2 separate regions of the Mus musculus genome follow, and region 2 is linked to region 1. A link is a loop called in an ENCODE intact Hi-C map of the cell type or tissue named here. Cell type or tissue: left cerebral cortex. All regions are shown on one strand. Each heading gives the region's core, and the rest is flanking DNA. Links, peaks and the distances in the headings are about the cores only. Region 1 holds the start of Mir1668 (microRNA 1668). Region 2 overlaps Adgrl1 (adhesion G protein-coupled receptor L1).

Region 1 (9,573 bases), core at 1-8,000:
CCTTCACCTACACGTCCCCTTCAAATACTGGTAAGCCTTCTTCCTGCCCCACCCCAGGAACCATCCTTGGTTCCCCCAATCATGTCCCTGTCTCTTCAGAACTGTCCCTGATGGTGAAGGAGCAAGACAACAAAGATGTTACCACAGTGCACCACGGCCAAACTTGGATGGAGCTGGACTGGGCTGTGACAGCTGGAGCCAAAATCTCAGAAAATGGTAGGGGTCCAGAGAGGGCGCCTGCCAGGGAAACCAGGGTGAGGTCTGGAGAGGACAGGGAGACACCAGCCCACTGGGAGGAGTACAGAGAGGGGACAGGAGTTGAGCCTTCATGTCTGCCCCCAGGCTCCTCGGTGGCAGGCATCCTGTCCAGCCCAAACATGGAAAAGCTGCTGGGCAACACCCCGCTGAACTTGGAGCAGAGAAGGGCCTCCTTGGAGGACTTCTATGGAAGCCCGATTCCGAGTGTCTCACTTAAGCTTCTCTCAAACATCAATTCTGTCTTCCTGACCAACACGAACACTGAAAAGCTCGCCTCGAATGTCACGTTCAAGTTCGACTTTACTTCTGTGAGTCCTCCAACTGGAGAGAGGGGAGGGGTGGGGATGCTCTGTGGCTCACCCCCTAACCAAAGTCAAAAGTCAGGGCAGCGCCTCTTGACCTACATGGTACGAGAGAACTAACTCCCAAAGTTATTCTGACTCCTTCCTCCAACACACACACAAAATAAATGTAATAAAAAACACTAAAAATACATAAAAAATTTAAAATCACAGCTGTGGGGTGTGTGTGGTGACACATGCTTTTAATTCTAGTACTTGGGAGGCTCTCTGAGTTTGAGGCCAGCATGGTCTACAGAAATTCAGGATAAAGCTCATAAAGACTCTGTCCCAAAAAATAAAACAGCAAAAAACAAAACTAAATAGATAAAAAAAGAAATAAAATCTGAGCTGGGTGTTGTGGCACAGACATTTTCCTCTCAATTGCTGGGAGGCAGGAAATTCAAGGTTCAAAGCCTGCCTGGAGTGAAGTTAAGGCCCACCTGAGCAACTTGGCAAGACCTTGTTTTCAAACTCAGTGCTACAGTTGGTTGGCATTCAGAAAGTCCCTGGGTTCAGCCCCTAGTACTGCTGAATTGAATGAATGAATGAGCAAACAGATAAGTAACTGTGAGGCAAGGCCAGTAGTTGACTCAATGGTGGAATGCTTACCTGGCATGGTAAGGTTTGGTCTTCAGTATCATAAAATGTTTTAAAAGGGGTGGGGAGATGGCTCAGTGGTTAAGAGCACTGATTGCTCTTCCAGAGGTCGTGAGTTCAATTCCCAGCTCCCACGGTTTCACCAAACCTTAATTTAATTCCCAGCCTGAGTTGGGACCTACATGGTAGTAGAAACCAGTTTTTTTTTCCATATTTTTTATTGGGTATTTATTTCAATTACATTTCCAATGCTATCCCAAAAGTCCCCCACACACTCCCCCACCCATTCCCCTACCCACCCACTCCCACTTCTTGGCCCTGGTGTTCCCCTGTACTGAGGCATATAAAGTTTTCACGACCAATGGGCCTCTCTTTCCACTGATAGCCGACTAGGCCATCTTCTGATTCATATGCAGCTAGAGACACGAGCTCCAGGGGTTATTGGATAGTTCATATTGTTGTTCCTCCTATAGGATTGCAGATCCCTTCAGCAGCTTGAGTACTTTCCCTAGCTCCTTCATTGGGGGCCCGTGATCCATCCAATAGCTGACTATGAGCATCCACTTCTGTGTTTGCCAGGCCCTGGCATAGTCTCACAAGAGACAGCCATATCTGGGTCCTTCTAACAAAATCTTGCTAGTGTATGCAATGGTGTCAGCGTGTGGAAGCTGATTATGGGATGGATCCCTGGATATGGCAGTTTCTAGATGGTCCATCTTTTCGTCTCAGCTCCAAACTTTGTCTCTGTAACTCTTTGCTGTTTGAGGCAGCCTGGAGTGTATGAGATAGTATACATAGACTGAGGACATCCAATAAACCTAGTTTTTGTTTTTAAATTACAATCTGTAGGCAACCATTCCCGCTGGCTCTTTTAATTTCCTTGGCATTTATTACCTGCTACTGCTTGTGATGTTTCAGCTCAGGGCAAGGGCTGGTGTCCTGTTGTTCAGTTGCTGGCTCCTCATGCTCTCTGAGCACAAAGTAGATACTTATGTAGCCAAAAGCAAGGTTCTCAGCTCCCCCAGACTGGCCCTAAGTGTGCTCAAAGTGTGCTTCCGACACCCTCACCACCTATCTGCCCACAGGTGGAGTCAATTGAGCCACGTCATGAGCTGATATGTGCCTTCTGGAAAGCCCACAACGGGAATGGGTACTGGGACACCGACGGCTGCTCAATGAATGGCACTGGCTTCTGCCACTGCAACCACCTGACCAGCTTTGCCATCCTAATGGCTCAGTACCATGTGCAGGTAAGCGGTAAGCTCTAGACCCACAGGTAGCCAGGTGTGCTAGGCAGGAGCATGGTCTCCACTCAAGGGTGTTGTTCAAGCAGGCTCCTTTGGATGGCCCCATGCCTTGCTTTTTAGCTCCTCCCCTGGAATCCTCTTTATGACCCAGTAGCTGATGGATGCAGGCCTCTTGTCTGAGTCACTGCACAACTGTCAAGAACTGCTAAAAGCACACCAGTCTGGGCAGATGAGATGGGTCAGTGAGTAAAGGTGCCTGCAGGTAGCCAACCTAATAACCCGAGTTCCATCTCCAGAAAGCACAGTGACAACAGATACTTCACCCGGCAACCCTCCTCCCCTGCAAATAAAAGGCCCTGTGTAGATTGTTCCAGGTAGTGTAGCTTCCTGAACATGGCTATTACCTGGGCCACATGGTCAGCTTGAATTAGCCAGTTGGCCCTGTAGTCCAAGACAGGATGCAGGATCATAGGTAGGAGGGGTGTGAGGGCACACCACTCATCCTGGTTGCCTGCTCCTAGGACCCAAGGCTGGAATTGATCACCAAGGTGGGGCTGTTGTTGTCCCTGATCTGCCTGCTGCTGTGCATCCTGACCTTCCTGCTGGTGAAGCCCATCCAGAGCTCTCGAACCATGGTGCACCTGCACCTGTGCATCTGCCTCTTCCTGGGCTCAATCATATTCCTGGTCGGCGTGGAGAATGAAGGGGGTGAGGTAAGTTCCAGAGCATGGAGTTAAGTCCTAGGAGTAAGGCCCAGCTGGGGCTCAGTGTGGAGCCAGAACCTGATGGAGCCCCGCTGCTGGGGCATGAGGCTTTGAAGCCCAGTGGTCCTACCGGGCACTGATTCTTCCTAACTCTCCATCCCACAGGTGGGCCTGCGCTGCCGCCTGGTGGCCGTGATGCTGCATTTCTGCTTCCTGGCCGCCTTCTGCTGGATGGCACTGGAGGGCGTGGAGCTCTACTTCCTGGTGGTGCGTGTGTTCCAGGGCCAAGGCCTGAGTACATGGCAACGCTGCCTGATTGGCTACGGGGTGCCCCTCCTCATCGTGGCCATCTCAATGGCAGTTGTCAAAATGGATGGCTATGGGCATGCAACATAGTGAGTGTACTGAAGTGAGGCCCAGGCTGGGCGGGGCCAGGGCTGGGGCACTGACTGATGGGGCACCTTCTCCTCCCCAAGCTGCTGGCTGGACTTTAGGAAGCAGGGCTTTCTCTGGAGCTTTTCGGGACCCGTGGCCTTCATCATTTTCGTAAGTACTCTCTGGGCACTGGAGGCCTGAGCAGCCAGACTGCTAACTCCTTGCAGCCCTATAACCCGAGACCATGATCCCCACTCAGTGCAATGCTGCCATTTTCGTGATCACTGTCTGGAAGCTCACAAAGAAGTTTTCTGAAATCAACCCAAACATGAAGAAGTTAAGGAAGGCGAGGTGAGAGGGGCAGGGAAGGAGGCTTTGGGGCAAGGGCTGGAGACCGGGCTGTTTGCTACAGTTGTCCACCCCCACAGGGTGCTGACCATCACCTCCATCGCCCAGCTCCTTGTGCTGGGCTGCACCTGGGGCTTCGGCCTGTTCCTCTTCAACCCCCATAGCACATGGCTATCCTACATCTTTACCCTGCTCAACTGCCTGCAGGGCCTATTCCTCTATGTGATGCTCTGCCTGCTCAACAAAAAGGTAGGCTGACCAGAGCTGGCTATGGAAGAGCCCAGGGTGGGAGGAGGCAGGGCCAGGCCTGAGTCCCTAGCCCAGCTCCTTTTTTCCCCATAACCTGGTGCCTTGTGTTCACAGGTGAGGGAAGAGTACTGGAAATGGGCCTGCATGGTCACTGGGAGCAAGTACACAGAGTTCAACTCTTCCACAACAGGCACTGGCACCAGCCAAACACGGGTAAGGGGCTGGCCTGCAGTGGGGCTGGGAGGGCAGGCCTAGGTGAGCTCAGCCTCAAAGGCCTCCTTCTCTGCAGGCTCTCAGGTCCTCAGAATCAGGGATGTGAAGGCGAGTTCCATGAAGGACAGCAGCACATACTCACGGCTGTCATTCTGCCTTCTGTTCCTGCCACCTTTCGGCCTTTGACCCCACTTCATATAAAGAAGGGATGCAAACCCAGCAATGAGCCCTGCCACGGGGCAAGGGGTCGCTGGTCCTGCTTCTGGTTGTCTCTGCCTCACCACAGCTACTGCCTACCAGAGAAACAGAATGCAGCCAGCCCAGACCTGCAGCCCACTGCCTGGTACACGAGGCAGGCAGTCCTAGGACAAAGGGAAGAGCCCTTGAGACCTGGGCTCTTTGCCAGGGTGCTGGGTTCAGTTTCCTTAAGCTAAGACTGTGGATGCCACGTCAGCCACTGAAGCCCGCCTGCTGCTGAGGCTCACGGTACAGAGGCCTCGCTGCTCCACATCCAGGGCAGAAGGTCTCACAGCTAAAGACTAGGTTTTGTAATTTTTTTAACCTGTAAACCTTTCAATGTTGACACACAAAATTAAATATCATATTGATAAAAAAGATGGCACGTTTGCTGGTGAGAAGTTTGCTGGCTTGACCCAACCCCATGAGATGTTGACCGAAAGGGATGGGGCTGGAGCCATGCATTCACAATAAAAGTTTATTCTTACATCACTAAAGCTTTGGAACAATAAAAAGAGACATCGATTTGTCACCTAGAAAGAGGTTCTGAAGCAGCAGGTGGGAAAGAGAGTGGCCATGTTGCCCTGGCTACACATACGGTTACCGGCTCTGCTCAACTGTAAAGACAAGAAAGACACAGTGAGTGAGGATAGAGGGCCTTTGCTCCTGAAGCCCCGCTCCTGCCCTGAGTGGCTCCAGGTACTCACTGTATGTGGAGATATCTATTTCCTCTGGAAGCTCAGCTACATTCACTTCAAACCGGTCCTGAACATCATTAAGGATTTTGGCATCATTTTCATCCGATACAAAAGTGACTGCCAGGCCCTTGGTACCAAAGCGACCAGCACGAGCCACCTGCAGAGAGATGGTCAGGAGACAGTCACTCCTGAGGATCTGAGAAGGGTGGGGGAGGTCCTGAGCCCGCCCACACTGGGAGGAGGCGCTCACTCGGTGAAGGTAGGTGTCTGAGTCCTCTGGCATGTCATAGTTGAAGACAATGTTGACTCGCTCAATGTCCATACCTCTGCCAAACAGATTAGTAGCCACCAGGATTCGTCGCTGGAAGTCCTTGAACTGCTGGTATCGGGACAGGCTAGAGCGGGAGACAAGCAGAGGCATTAAACCCGAGTCCCAGGTGTGAGCAGCCTTGGCCCTGGTGGACATCACTCACTCATGCACTCACCGCTCCTCCTGGGCCATGCCTCGGTGAATAGCGATAGCTGGGAAATTCTGCTCCACTAGGAGCTGGGCCAGGGCCATGCAGCGTTGCACAGACTTGACAAAGATCACCACCTGAAGAAGAAGGGTGTTTAGGCGCATAGATAATCACCCCACAGGCCCATATCTTGGTGTGGAAGGAAGGAAGGAAGGAAGCATCACCTGGTTAAACTCTAGCACGTCGAGGAGGTCGAAGAGCTTACGGTTCTTCTCACTGTCCTTGAGCTTGACGTAATACTGCTGCAGCCCATGCAGTGTGAGCTTGGTCTCGTCGTCCACAAACACCTCCATAGGCTGTGTGGGGAGGGAAGCAGGAAGGGGCGAGTAGGGCTCACTTCTGGGCGTCTCATGTGCCCGGAACCTTCCAGAGAGCAGCTCCTCTGTATTGATGATTCCCAGAGGGCCTGTTGCACCCAACCTCAGTAAACAATTCTCTCCCAAAAGCCGGATGTAAGCTCTGCCTCTGGCTCAGGTGTGGACCACTCAGCTCCCAGTTTGACAAACCAGGGGAAGGAAGGAGGCCGGCGAAGCCTCCTAGCATCCTCCAGGCCATGAGAGCAGTGTGCTTGTCGCAGAGTGGCCCAGCCCATCAGAGAGGGCCAAAGCTGCTGCGCTGAGGTGTTGGCCACGGTGGGCAGGCAGCCAGCCAGCTGGGGCGTCACCCTACTCACATCCTGCATGAACTTCCTGCAGACTGGCCGGATCTCCTTGCTCAGGGTGGCGCTGAACATCATACACTGCTTCTCGTGGGGTGTCAGACGAAAGATCTCCTGTACATCCCGGCGCATGTCTGGATGGGATGCCAACAAATCGCAAGCCTGAGTGTCTTGTCTGACTGAGCAGACCCACAGCAGAGAGGAACCAGCCCTTCCCAACCTGGACCGGACAACACTGGCACCATAGCCGTGGTGGAGTGGGCCCAGGGGTGTCCCCGCTGCCTGAGGGGCTGGGCTCGGATGGGCGGGAGCGCAAGCATGGGAGGAGCTGCGGTCCACTTACTCGCTGCCAGCATGGAGCGGCTGCCAGTGCGCCTTGAGCCACGCTTCAGGAAAGGGAGCCTGAGGCAGAGACAGCCACTGGCGTGAGAGCTGCAGCTGCTTCCCAGGACACATGCCCATCTCTCCCAGCCCCTGATGGTGGCTGAGGCCACTCTACTCCTCTAGATTCCCTAAAGGGCTGGCAGCTCATGGGGCCTAGGGTCCAGAAGCAGCACATACTCTGTAACCTCAGAATTCCCCTTAGGCTTCTCCTAGAAACCCTGAGTTCTGGCCACCCATGTGACCCACTATAAGAGCCACCTCTGCCTGCCCTATCAGGCCCCCTAGAAAACGGCTGTGACTCTATGAGTGGGAAACCAGCTGGACAGGACAGTAGGATGCTCACCCAGCTGTTCCAGCATCTTGTCACATTCATCTAGCACAAAGTGCTTCACATTCCTCAGGTTGAGGCTCCTGCTCCGCACAAGTGCCAGGATCCGGCCTGGTGTCCCCACCACAACATGAGGACAGTTCTTCTTCAACACATCTTCATCCTTCTTAATGGAGAGGCCTCCAAAGAACACAGAAACCTATGGGGACAGAAAGAAAGCTGTTTCCACCATCTGGGGGCAGTGATCCTTACAGCATAGGTCCCACCCATCCTGAGGGGACCTGACACTCCAGCCCCACTCCCTCAGAACCCAGGCGGGGCCGAAAAAACAGGGCAAGGCTGAGGTATGTGGGACCAGCACAAGCCTTGTGGGTTGGGCATAATTCATCAGGCTCATAAGGAACATAAGTTAGCATAAACCTCAAGATTGAGAAATGCTGCTTGAGCTGACACTGAGGCCAGCAGGGCTCCAGAAGGCCCCGTGGTACCCAGCACAGCACCTGAGGAGGCTTACCTTAACACTGGGCATGTACTTAGAGAAGCGCTCATACTCCTTGCTGATCTGGAAGGCCAGCTCCCTCGTGTGGCACATGACCAGGACTGATACCTAGAGAGCAACAAACAGGCCTTCTTTCCCAGAATCTACACCATCCTACCCCAAACCTACTGCTGTAGCCCAGTAGTTTGAAGCCCAAACATCTCCACTTCTCCTCACCCTGACCTATCCTCCTCATGGCTACAGTAGGCAAGGAACAGAATGGAGCACTGACCCTAAATAAAAGGGTTACCTCAGGCTGCCATGTCTTTTTGACCACCCACAGGATAGCCCTTCCCTAAATCCTCACACTCTTGTCAGACCCTGAAAAGACAAGCAGACACCCACCCAAGAAAGAACAAGCCAAAGCCTCACCAGGCCACCCAAGAGCTCGACCTTAGAGCCACACTCCAGACCACCACAACAGGATTCCTCCCAACCCCCACCCCAGCTCCCCATTCTGGACTCCAGTGTAAATCTTAAGATCCTACAATGTATCTATAGTGGTAGTGTTAAGAACACCTGCAAAACAAGTCAGCAGTCACTGTGGTGACTGCAGTCAGTAAAATTTCACTTCCCAGATACATTCAAAAGCCCACAGAGAAAATGGAAGTAGTTTTATGAGGCCCAAGACTGTACTGTCATGTGGTAACTCTAGCCCAGAAAAGAGCCCACACCTACCTGGCCATTGACAGGCTCAATCTGCTGCAGGGTGGCCAGCACAAACACAGCTGTCTTGCCCATCCCAGACTTGGCCTGGCACAGGACATCCATACCCAGAATGGCCTGGGGAATACACTCATGCTGGACTAAGAAAGAAAAAAGCGTGTGAGTTAAGACACTGGCTGCTGCCTCTCTGCACACTCTTCTGCCAGACCCCAACCATCTGCTTGCATAGAGGCTGCTGATATAACTGACTCACGGGGAGGACATATCCCCTATCCAAGGCACAGGAGAAGCTCAGGATGGGTAGGATTTACTCTGGGAAGAGGGCATAACAGGGTGGCACCAGTGTAGCATACCCTCTGAAGGATGCTCAAAGCCACAGTCAACTATAGCTCTCAGGAGCTCTGGCTTCAGTAGAAAGTCCCGGAAGCCAGAACTGTGGATGGAGACATAAGATCCTTTGACATCTTTCTTCGGGGGAGCTGGAGTGCTCTCCTGGGGTGCCTGGGGCTCTTCATCTTCATCATAATCCAAAAGTTCATTTTCCACATCCTGTTCTGCCATGGCACTGAGAACAGAAAAGAGGGTAAGGTAGAAACACATCTGAGAACCACGTAGGAAAACCCACTTGGCAGAGAAGGAGGATAAGGAAAGGGTGGCAGGGGCAAGCCCTGGACAGGCAGAGCTCAGTGGTGTACAGGACTTCCCACTTCAGCCTACTGTCCTGTCACCATCCTCTCAGCAACCTCCCATCTGCTACACACCACTCTCCCATCCAATGCCACCCAGCCCAAGCATTCTAAGGTCTACCATACTACAAATGGGGACCTGGCCCAGTGATCTACCAGGTTCTATCCCCAACACCACAAATCAAATAAGTGATAGTTATCACACAGATTCGTCACTATAGCCCTCATGGCCGTTTTCAAGTCTGTATATACAAGATTTTTTTTAGACAGCCCTAATAGTCCTGGCTGTTCCAGAACGGACAGTTACAGGTTGACATCATTTCACCTGGCTAATGTGTCCTCACTGACATTCAAGTTTTGGCACTAATAAGGTTTCTCAGACCACCCTCCCAAGGAGCTCCTGGAACCCACAGCTTGGACCTGAAGTTGTACCTGCCTTGGTGTTGAGAAAGGAGTTGTTGTGGTCAAGAAGCAAGCAGCATTTCCCCTACCAGCCCAGCCCAGCCCAGCCCAGCCTAGCCTAGCCTC
Region 2 (8,000 bases), core at 1-8,000, 200 kb before region 1:
GAGAGAGAGGTGGGGAGAGGAAGAGGAAGGAAAAGAAGAGACAGAGTGAAGAAGAGAGACCTCTACCGGTGCCTGTGGAGGCTGGGGAGTCCCTCCCTCCCCACCCGCCTGGAAGCTTACACATTTCTCCTAAGGGAGGCAAAAGAAATGAGAGATGAGGTCAGGTACCCTGCAGGGACCAGGGACCAGAGAGGTACAGAGGGGGTGAGAGGAGAGAGAGAGAGAGAAAGAGAGACGGGTGTAGGAGTGGGGTGAGAATCTTGCCCAGGCTCAGAGAGGAGCTTCCGTGAGTATCTGGAGGGTGGAGAAGCCCGTGGCCATGACCTTGGCCTTGGTGGTGCTGCAGCACCAGGGCCAGCCCAGCTGTGCCGGGAGGACACCCGGGGCAGGGAAATCACTGGACCAAGTAGGGTGGGGGAGAAGAAGGGGGGGAGGGGTGGGCCACATGAGTATGGTACGGGTGGAACAAAGTGTGAGTTAGGGGTTAGCATTGGTAACAGTGCGTTTACCTTTCTGCTCCACTTCTACTTTAAGCATCGGAAGAGAGAGAGAAAACAAATTGAAAAAAAATGTGCAAGAAAAAAAAAAGAGAAAAAAAGATTAAATTGCTTTCGTTTCTTTTCTGGCCACACGCCCCCTCTTCCTGTCTTTCCTCCTGCTTTCCCAACCCCTTCCGTAGCATCATTTCAGCCCCCACCCCCAAGTCCCTTCTTTTGGGGTAGGATGGGGTGAGAGGGTGCTGAGGAGAAAGTGAGAAGGGTCAGGGGGACACACAGGAGGGAAGAGACAAAGAGACTGGGTATGGTACAGACAGGCAGGTAGACAGAGCCCTCAGGCAGGAAGGGCCCCAGGTATAAAGAGGAGCCCCAAACAGGAGCTGAACTCTGGCTAGGGGGGCACACACCAGGCAGTAGAGAACCACAGGGCTCCTCTTCACCCTGTGTGCTAAATTACCCTGTTAGAACTAGGGGAGGAGAGAAGGGTGTCTCCGGGGCCTAGGTGCCCCACTCAGCCAAGAGCATAGGCTGAGCCCCTTCCCCTTCGAGTAGGCCCCACCTGAATCCAGCTATGTTCCCCTAAACCCTCCAGACCCCTGAAACGCACAAAGAAAGGCTAGTAGAGCCAGACACAGAACAACAGAGGCAGGCAGGCAGGTGCCCCGGCCTCAGACAGAGCCAGGGTAGGGGAGACAAGAGGCACAGAATTGGAGGGGACATAGACTGGGCTGGACAGCACGTGGCAGACAGGCTCCTACACTCTCGGGGGTGGGGGTTGGGGGCTGGAGGGGTGTCTCAAGGTTCAGCTGTTCTGCCCAGTCCACCAAAGGCCCAGAAGCCCTAGCTGCACCCTACCCTGCCCACCGCCCTTGATGACGCACAGGTGGCACCTGGGGAGGAAGGGAGAGTTAGGCTGTGCTCAGCTGCAAAGCAAATCCAGTGTTAGTTCAATGTCTGGGGTTCCCACACTCCAGTGATCCACCTCCCCCAGCTGTGGGACCCCTGCCCCCCACCCCTGCCCCACCTTCACCAGCACTGGGGTCACCCCAGCCTCTGAAGCCCAAGGTCCTGGGGCTGAGCAGTTGGATTCCCCTCTGGGCACCGGCTTGGGTTCTGCAGGGACTGTCTGGCTCCCCAGCGCCTCGCCCAGGGCCTAGCACTCAGGATATGCTCAGGGAAAGTCATGGAGGTGTGTGCCTGTCAGCTCCCTGGCTTTGGCTATTCCTGGACCCCAACCCCAATGACCTGGGGCGGGGGTACAGGAGCTAACTCAACTGCCTGCCCAGGAGCACTTGTGGTCAGCCCTATCCACGACACCCGCTCTGTCTGTGCACTGTCTTCGAAGGCTCATTTGTATTTTCCTCAGTCTAAACCTGCCACCTCTGCCCTGTGTCACCTTTAACCCCACAGCCCGTCTTCCTGGGTTGTGCTCCTTAGACAAATGGTGTGGTGGTGGTGGTGTTGGCTTTAAGTCTCTAAACTCCACTCAGTACCCATGGCCTCTTCTTTTATTCTTGTACCTTGGTTTGGACTCTGGACTGGACCAGGGACCTTTCCAGTCTTGGGACTGCCTGTCTGGAGAGCTGGGTTCACTAAATGTTGCTATTCTTATTTTGATTACCATGGCAATAACAGTAACTAGTTAGAAGTGAAGTGTAGTCACAGTGACGGCCAGTGCTCATGAGGATGCAGGGACAGTGCAGGCCCTCGAAGTCAGGCCTACTGGCACCCTGATTACAGCTAGGGAAACTGAGGTTCAAAGGAGTGAGGCCACGCAGCTGCCATTCCCTCAAAACCTATGGTGGCCTGGGTGGACCACAAAGCAGCCTGGGCCCCATGCTGTCTATTACCTCAAGTACTCTGGGCACACTTTGACCCCCTCCCCCATCATAGAAGAGTAAGAGGCTCAGGTGGTGGGAAAGAGTGTCCGTACCATCACTGAGCACATCTTGAACCAGGTTCGGGACTGGGCGCTGGGGGGGAAAGTCGCAGCCTCTGCCTTCGGGGCTTTGCTCCTGGGAGCAGACTCTGGCCGCAGGGCCAAGCGCTTGTCACTCCCGATCTCCAGGACTCACGCCTCCGTCTGCAGCACCCGAAGAAATTTTAAGTCATTTGCTGCAGGTCTCAGAGCCAGACAAGTCAGGAGCCGCAGTCAAACCTCGCACCACCTACCCGACCCCCTGTCCTAGACTCCCTGCTTTGTCCCACCTCCCTCCCTGCTGCCCCAGCTGCAGGTGGGCAGTGTCCCCAGTGCTGTGGGGAGGCTTCGGGGAGCGGATGGGCATCCCCCTCAGGCGGTGGAGGAAGGCCTCAGGCACTGAAAGGAAAGGGCGAAGACTAAAAGAAGAAAGTTACACGAGCAGTAAGTGAGCCTGGTCACCCATCATCCTGGCTTCACCTGCAAGGAGAAATCAAAGGTTGGAGGGGTTGGGGTGGGAGAGCTGGGTGGGAGGGGAGAGGAGGGAGAGAGATGAGGTCTCCTGCTCCCCTGCCCTCACTGGGACACCCTGATGGTCTTGTCCCCCCTCTTTTGCCTAGAGGGCCTCCCTACCTCCAGGCTGGCTGTGTGAAGCCAGGTGAGAGGACAGAAGGGGTGGTGGGTGGAGGCGGGAGGACAGTGGGCAGGGCTACTGGGGCGCTGAGGACGCATGAGCTCTGTCTGCTTCCCTTGGTCAGATGCAGGATAGTTAGGCGCTGGCTCCCAAAGATCATCTTAGGGGGCAGCACTTCCTTTGTGGACAGGAAGTGTTCTCAGGGTAATACGTAAGGAGCGACGAGTGGAGGAGACGGTGAAGGTGAGGGCCATTCGGGTGTGAACACTATCAGGAGGGAGGCAGAGCCGGTGGAAGGCTGGGCGATGCTAGCGGGTTGTAGGAGTGTGGCTCTGAAGGACTTTAGCAAGTAAAGGGCACGTGAGGAAGCAGGGGTAGTGGGCAGGTGACTAGCACTGAAGATGCCCCTACAGGAAGGGGGACAGGGTCTGTACAGTGGGATAGCAGCCACCAAATATGGACAAGTGGTTTGTGAAAAGAATGTGTCCGAGTGGGAGCAAGCCTGCTGCCCTGTGCCCAGCCCTATGGATGTGTGCGCATGTGCGCACAGGTGTACTGGATCAAGGTTCTCCGTCCCTGCTCCACTGGGGGAAGGGCCCAAAACAGCATGAGGAACAAGATGACTCACTGTAAGGGACACAGTCGTACTGCACCTCCAGGTATTTGTAGGTTCCAGGACAGGGGTCAGGAAAGGCGTCAGAGCCGGCCACCACCACACACTGGGTTCGGTTATTACACCTACAGACGGAGAAGGAAAAAGGAGCTGAGAATGGTGGACTCAGGAGGCTCAAGGGTCAGAGAGCAAACGCAGTCCAAAGGGAAGGTGCTATGGAGTGCAGAGACTGGAGTGCTCTTTTGCTTCCTGCCTGCCTTCTGTCCCACAAGTCTCTGCAGCCACGAGGCAGGTTCTCCCTAGACCAGTACACCTCTGGCAGGCTTCTTTAACTTGAGTGTGAAGCCCCCGTGCCAGTTAGTAAAAGTACACATACTACCACATGTGATGGGTATTTTTGCAAACTACAGCATCCACAGAAGACTTAGTGCCTGTTGTGACACCTTGGCCCTTCTCATGGTCACTGTCACACTCTTGGACAGTGTCTGAGAGGGTCTGCAGCCAGCACAGCCAGAAAAGTCATGAATCTCTACAGGGATTCACCAACCGCAGTCCCTGCTGGCTCCTCCATGGATAAGGATGCCTTATTTTACAACTCGAAGATACCATCACAGACGCTTGTCCACATTTGGTGGCTGCTCACCACACAGACCCTATCCCCTCCTGCAGGGGCGCCTCAAGTCCAGTCACTGCCAACTCCCTGCATCTTCACGTTAGTCGTTACCACCATCAGTGCCCAGCTAAGGTTCACCCTCGTTTTTAGCTAGACTGGGTTTAGAACTGCCTATGACATTAGTCAGGCGTGCTTCTAGGCATGTCTGCGAGGGTCTTGCCAGAGAGAAGACTCACCCCAAATGTGGACAACTTGAGGGCCTGGACTGATGCAACAAAAGGGGGAAAGGAGAAAGGCAGAATGGTCACACATCCCCATGCATCCTGGAAGCCATGATAATCCAGCACTTGGGAGGCAAAGGCAGGTGGAGTTTGAGGCCAGCCAGGTCTACAGAGAGTTGCAAGGATACACAGAGAAACCCTGTCTTGAAATCCAAAAAAATGAAAAACCAAAACAAAAAAGTAACCTGAATCTGCCTCTAGTTCTTCCCGGCACCAGGAAGGACAGAAGAGGAAATCGGGGGGAGGCTAGGGAGGAAATGGAGAACTAGGCATGGCGAAGTCTGGTGTTATCCACCCACCCAAATCCTTTCTTTAAAGCTCAGCCATGGCCTCATAGAACACAGCAATCCCAGTCTTCAGCAGTGCGCTCTACAGAATTTATAACAAGTGTATGAACAAATCCTCAACACACATGTTCACAGCTGTACTGCCTACTTCCACCAACAGGGGGAGACAACACAAAAGTCTGTCCATGGAGGAATGCTGAGCAAAATGTAGCCTGTTAGAGATCTTGGTGGCATCAGTGGTGTAGTGCCTTGTAAAATGTAGCCTGCCCACATGACAGAATGGGCTAGGAAATGGGCTATGGTGCTGACGCATACCAAGGATAAATTTCAACAGTGATTGTGAGGAAAACCTGCATGGGGCAGGATGGGGTGTGTGTGTATGTATGTATGTATTTATGTATGTATGTATGATGTATATAGAGCCAACGCAAATACCCGGACAGAGAACACAGAGCTGAGGCAGCAGGAGACTGGGAAGCAGCTGATAAAAGCTATGTGGTTTCTTTTTGAAGCCATGGAATGCTCTGGAGCTAAGCTGAGCTGGTCAATGCACAAAATGTCGCCAAAAGCATTCAAATTTAGAGTTTTTAATTTCAACGGTAAGTGTAGCCCAATGGCAGATGCTCATCAGATGTGTACAAGGCCGGGCCCCGAGTCACCCCCCAGCTCTGTACCTGAGACTCCCCTGAAGCTGGAGTGAACTACCATGGAGAGTGGGTGTGCATCTGTCATTAAGTGGTGGGACTCAGTCCGGCGGCATCTGTCCAGGCAGCGTAGCCATGACCCTGACAGACACAAAGCTGGGGCACGCAGAGGAGAAGCAAGCTCCCGAGGCCCCATCATGCTCCCTGGTCCCTGTAACTCACCGCTCAGCCTCCAGTGTGGAGGAGGACACAGACATGACTCTGCTCTAGCTGTGCAGATATTGTGGAAATATCTTCCAGGTGCTCAAGGGAGGGGGGAGGGCCTAAGTCCTGGTTGGAGGCTGGATGAGGTACCAGGAGAACGGGGCAAAGGTGGTGAGGCAGCCCCAGCCTTGCACACTTTGAACCAGCCGGTCTTCCCAATGTCCTGTGACGATCTTGGTGTCTTCCTCTCCTCTGCCAACTATGCTGCTTCCAGCCTTCCTCCTGTTCCTACCGTGCAGGCCTTGAACTCTCACCTCTGAAGCATCAAGTGAGCAACTGCTGTGTACCTGGCCATAGCCACAGCAGTAAAGGACAAAAGTCTGTTGTCCCCATATGGCCAGTAACTTAAGAGTTAGGGAGGACATAAGATGAAATAGCAAGCAAAGGCTAACTATCTGATGGCAATATGGATGGAAGGCAGGCAGGGCCCTGAAGGGGTCAGGAATAGGGTAGGTCCTGAAGCCTCGGCGTGTACAGAAGTGTCCAGTTAGGCAGACAGCCACAAGGAAGCAGAGAATAGCCACTTGGAACATACTCATGTTTCTAAAAAATAAAAAATTAAAGGGGGGCCATCGAGATGGCTCAATGGGTAAGAGCACTGACTGACTGCTCTTCCAAAGATCCTGAGTTCAAATCCCAGCAACCACATGGTGGCTCACAACCACCCATAATGAGATCTGACACCCTCTTCTGGTGCATCTGAAGACAGCTACAGTGTACTTATTCATTTATAATAATAAATAATTGGGCTAGAGCAAGGAGGGACTGAGCGAGCAGGGTTGACCAGAGCGAGCAGAGGTCCTACATTCAATTTTCAACAACCACATGAAGGCTCACAACCATATCTGTAAGCTACGGTATACTCATATACATAAGATAAATAAAAATCTTTTTAAAAAATCTTTAAAAAGAAAGAGAGAACAAAACCCCAAACACAGCAGTTGGCTCTGTCACTTCCCAGCTAACAGGCCAGGTTCCTGTGGCCCACAGATCCCCTTGAAGGATGTGACAGACCAGAAAAGGAGGCTGGGGGCCTTCGGGCTACAGGGCTGCAAATTCTGACGCATGTTCAAGTACTGAGAACTGACCCAGCAAGCACTGCACAATCTTGCGTAGGGGGCACTGAGTGAGCTCACAGGGAAGGAGGGTCATCGGTCAGGGCAGGTCACAGATGCACTCAGCCTCAAGAAGGCTTGGGCTTTTGTAGAGGAAGGGTGGGGACAGAGAGTTCCAAGCAGAGGTATAGGGTTGGACTCAAGTGTCCACTGTGCTCACTGGCGGCCCAGGGAGAATGGCCTATCATAGATAAGATGGTGGCAAAGAGAGCAGGTGGAGGCCCTGTCCCGGGCATAGGTGCTTGTGGATAAACTAGGTGGGCCCAACTATTCCAGTAGGTTGTGCATCTTCACATGTGGTCCGCCCCAGCCTGAGACACTTCCTCAGCCACACTAACACAAGCTGCACATCTGCACACAGGTGCTCAGACATGACACCACAACCACACTGTATAGTCACTGCCCCTCACCAAGCTCAGGACAATTCTGCACAGCAAAGCGCCCCGCCCCGCCCCGCCCCGCCCCGCCCTGCCCCGCCCCGGTACTGTAAGCTTTGTAGGTCTTTCTTTGGAGAGCCTTCTCCCTTTGCATCCATGATACCTTTGCTTTGGTTCTGTGAGCTCCTACCTGAACCCAACATGGGCAAGCATCTATGGCACTGGTTACAACCTGTGGGTCACAACCCCTTTGGAGGGGTTGATATCCTGCACCTGAGATAGTTACATAACAATTCGAAACAATAGCATAGTTATAATTATGAAGAAGAAAAAAAATAAATTTATGGTTGGCGGCCACCCCAAAATGAGGAACTATATTAAAACTATATTAAAGGGCTGGAGAGCTGGGGGTGAGTGACTTAGGGGACAATGTCAGTGTGACGTGCTCCAGCTTCTGCACCTGTGCTCAGGGAACTCCTGTGGGACATGAGGTCAGGGAGCAGGCTCACCTCTGTGACATGATTTTGAAGGCGTCAGGCAAGTAGCACTGCACATTCTCCATCTGGAAAGGGTCGGCATCGCAGATCTTGTCATCTGTGCGCCCGTAGTTTGCATTCTCCACCATGATGACATCACTCCCCGGGCACCGCAGCTCGATGGGGTAGCCCTCACATGCTAGCTCCCGGCGCATCAACCCAAATGGGAGCCCAGCCCGGCTCAGGCCTGCAGAACAGTTGTAGACAGTGTCATAGTCACC

What was found. Peaks named below come from ENCODE experiments on the same cell type or tissue, not always from the same donor. Only the 100,000 strongest peaks of a DNase experiment are listed, where the experiment ranks them.
Region 2: a loop joins it to region 1, with 2.1 times the contacts of the local background. A loop is called at or near these places in 1 of 42 quality-filtered maps.

Annotation. Positions count from the first base shown.
Region 1 is chr8:83,718,738-83,728,310 of GRCm38, reverse strand. It overlaps Ddx39a (DEAD box helicase 39a), which reads right to left. Exons shown (of 11, transcript NM_197982.3): 2 at 8,713-8,924; 3 at 8,372-8,499; 4 at 7,670-7,762; 5 at 7,171-7,354; 6 at 6,459-6,577; 7 at 5,950-6,081; 8 at 5,753-5,862; 9 at 5,518-5,662; 10 at 5,277-5,424; 11 at 4,960-5,186. The coding sequence starts at 8,920. The coding sequence ends at 5,170. Adgre5 (adhesion G protein-coupled receptor E5) reads left to right here. Exons shown (of 20, transcript NM_011925.2): 10 at 1-30; 11 at 100-216; 12 at 343-566; 13 at 2,282-2,446; 14 at 2,965-3,156; 15 at 3,313-3,542; 16 at 3,624-3,693; 17 at 3,782-3,873; 18 at 3,951-4,119; 19 at 4,234-4,332; 20 at 4,409-5,060. The coding sequence ends at 4,438. Mir1668 (microRNA 1668) reads left to right here and starts at 4,327; the gene lies at 4,327-4,433. In left cerebral cortex, for the core only: a CTCF peak has its summit at 3,334 (motif pointing left); a DNase peak (open chromatin) is centred at 3,363.
Region 2 is chr8:83,918,786-83,926,785 of GRCm38, reverse strand. It overlaps Adgrl1 (adhesion G protein-coupled receptor L1), which reads right to left. Exons shown (of 23, transcript NM_181039.2): 3 at 7,753-7,966; 4 at 3,678-3,787. Among named protein-coding and RNA genes, the nearest start is that of Adgrl1, 23 kb to the right of the region's middle. In left cerebral cortex, for the core only: a CTCF peak has its summit at 4,991 (motif pointing right); DNase peaks (open chromatin) are centred at 5,001, 5,603 and 7,835; H3K27ac peaks cover 559 bases.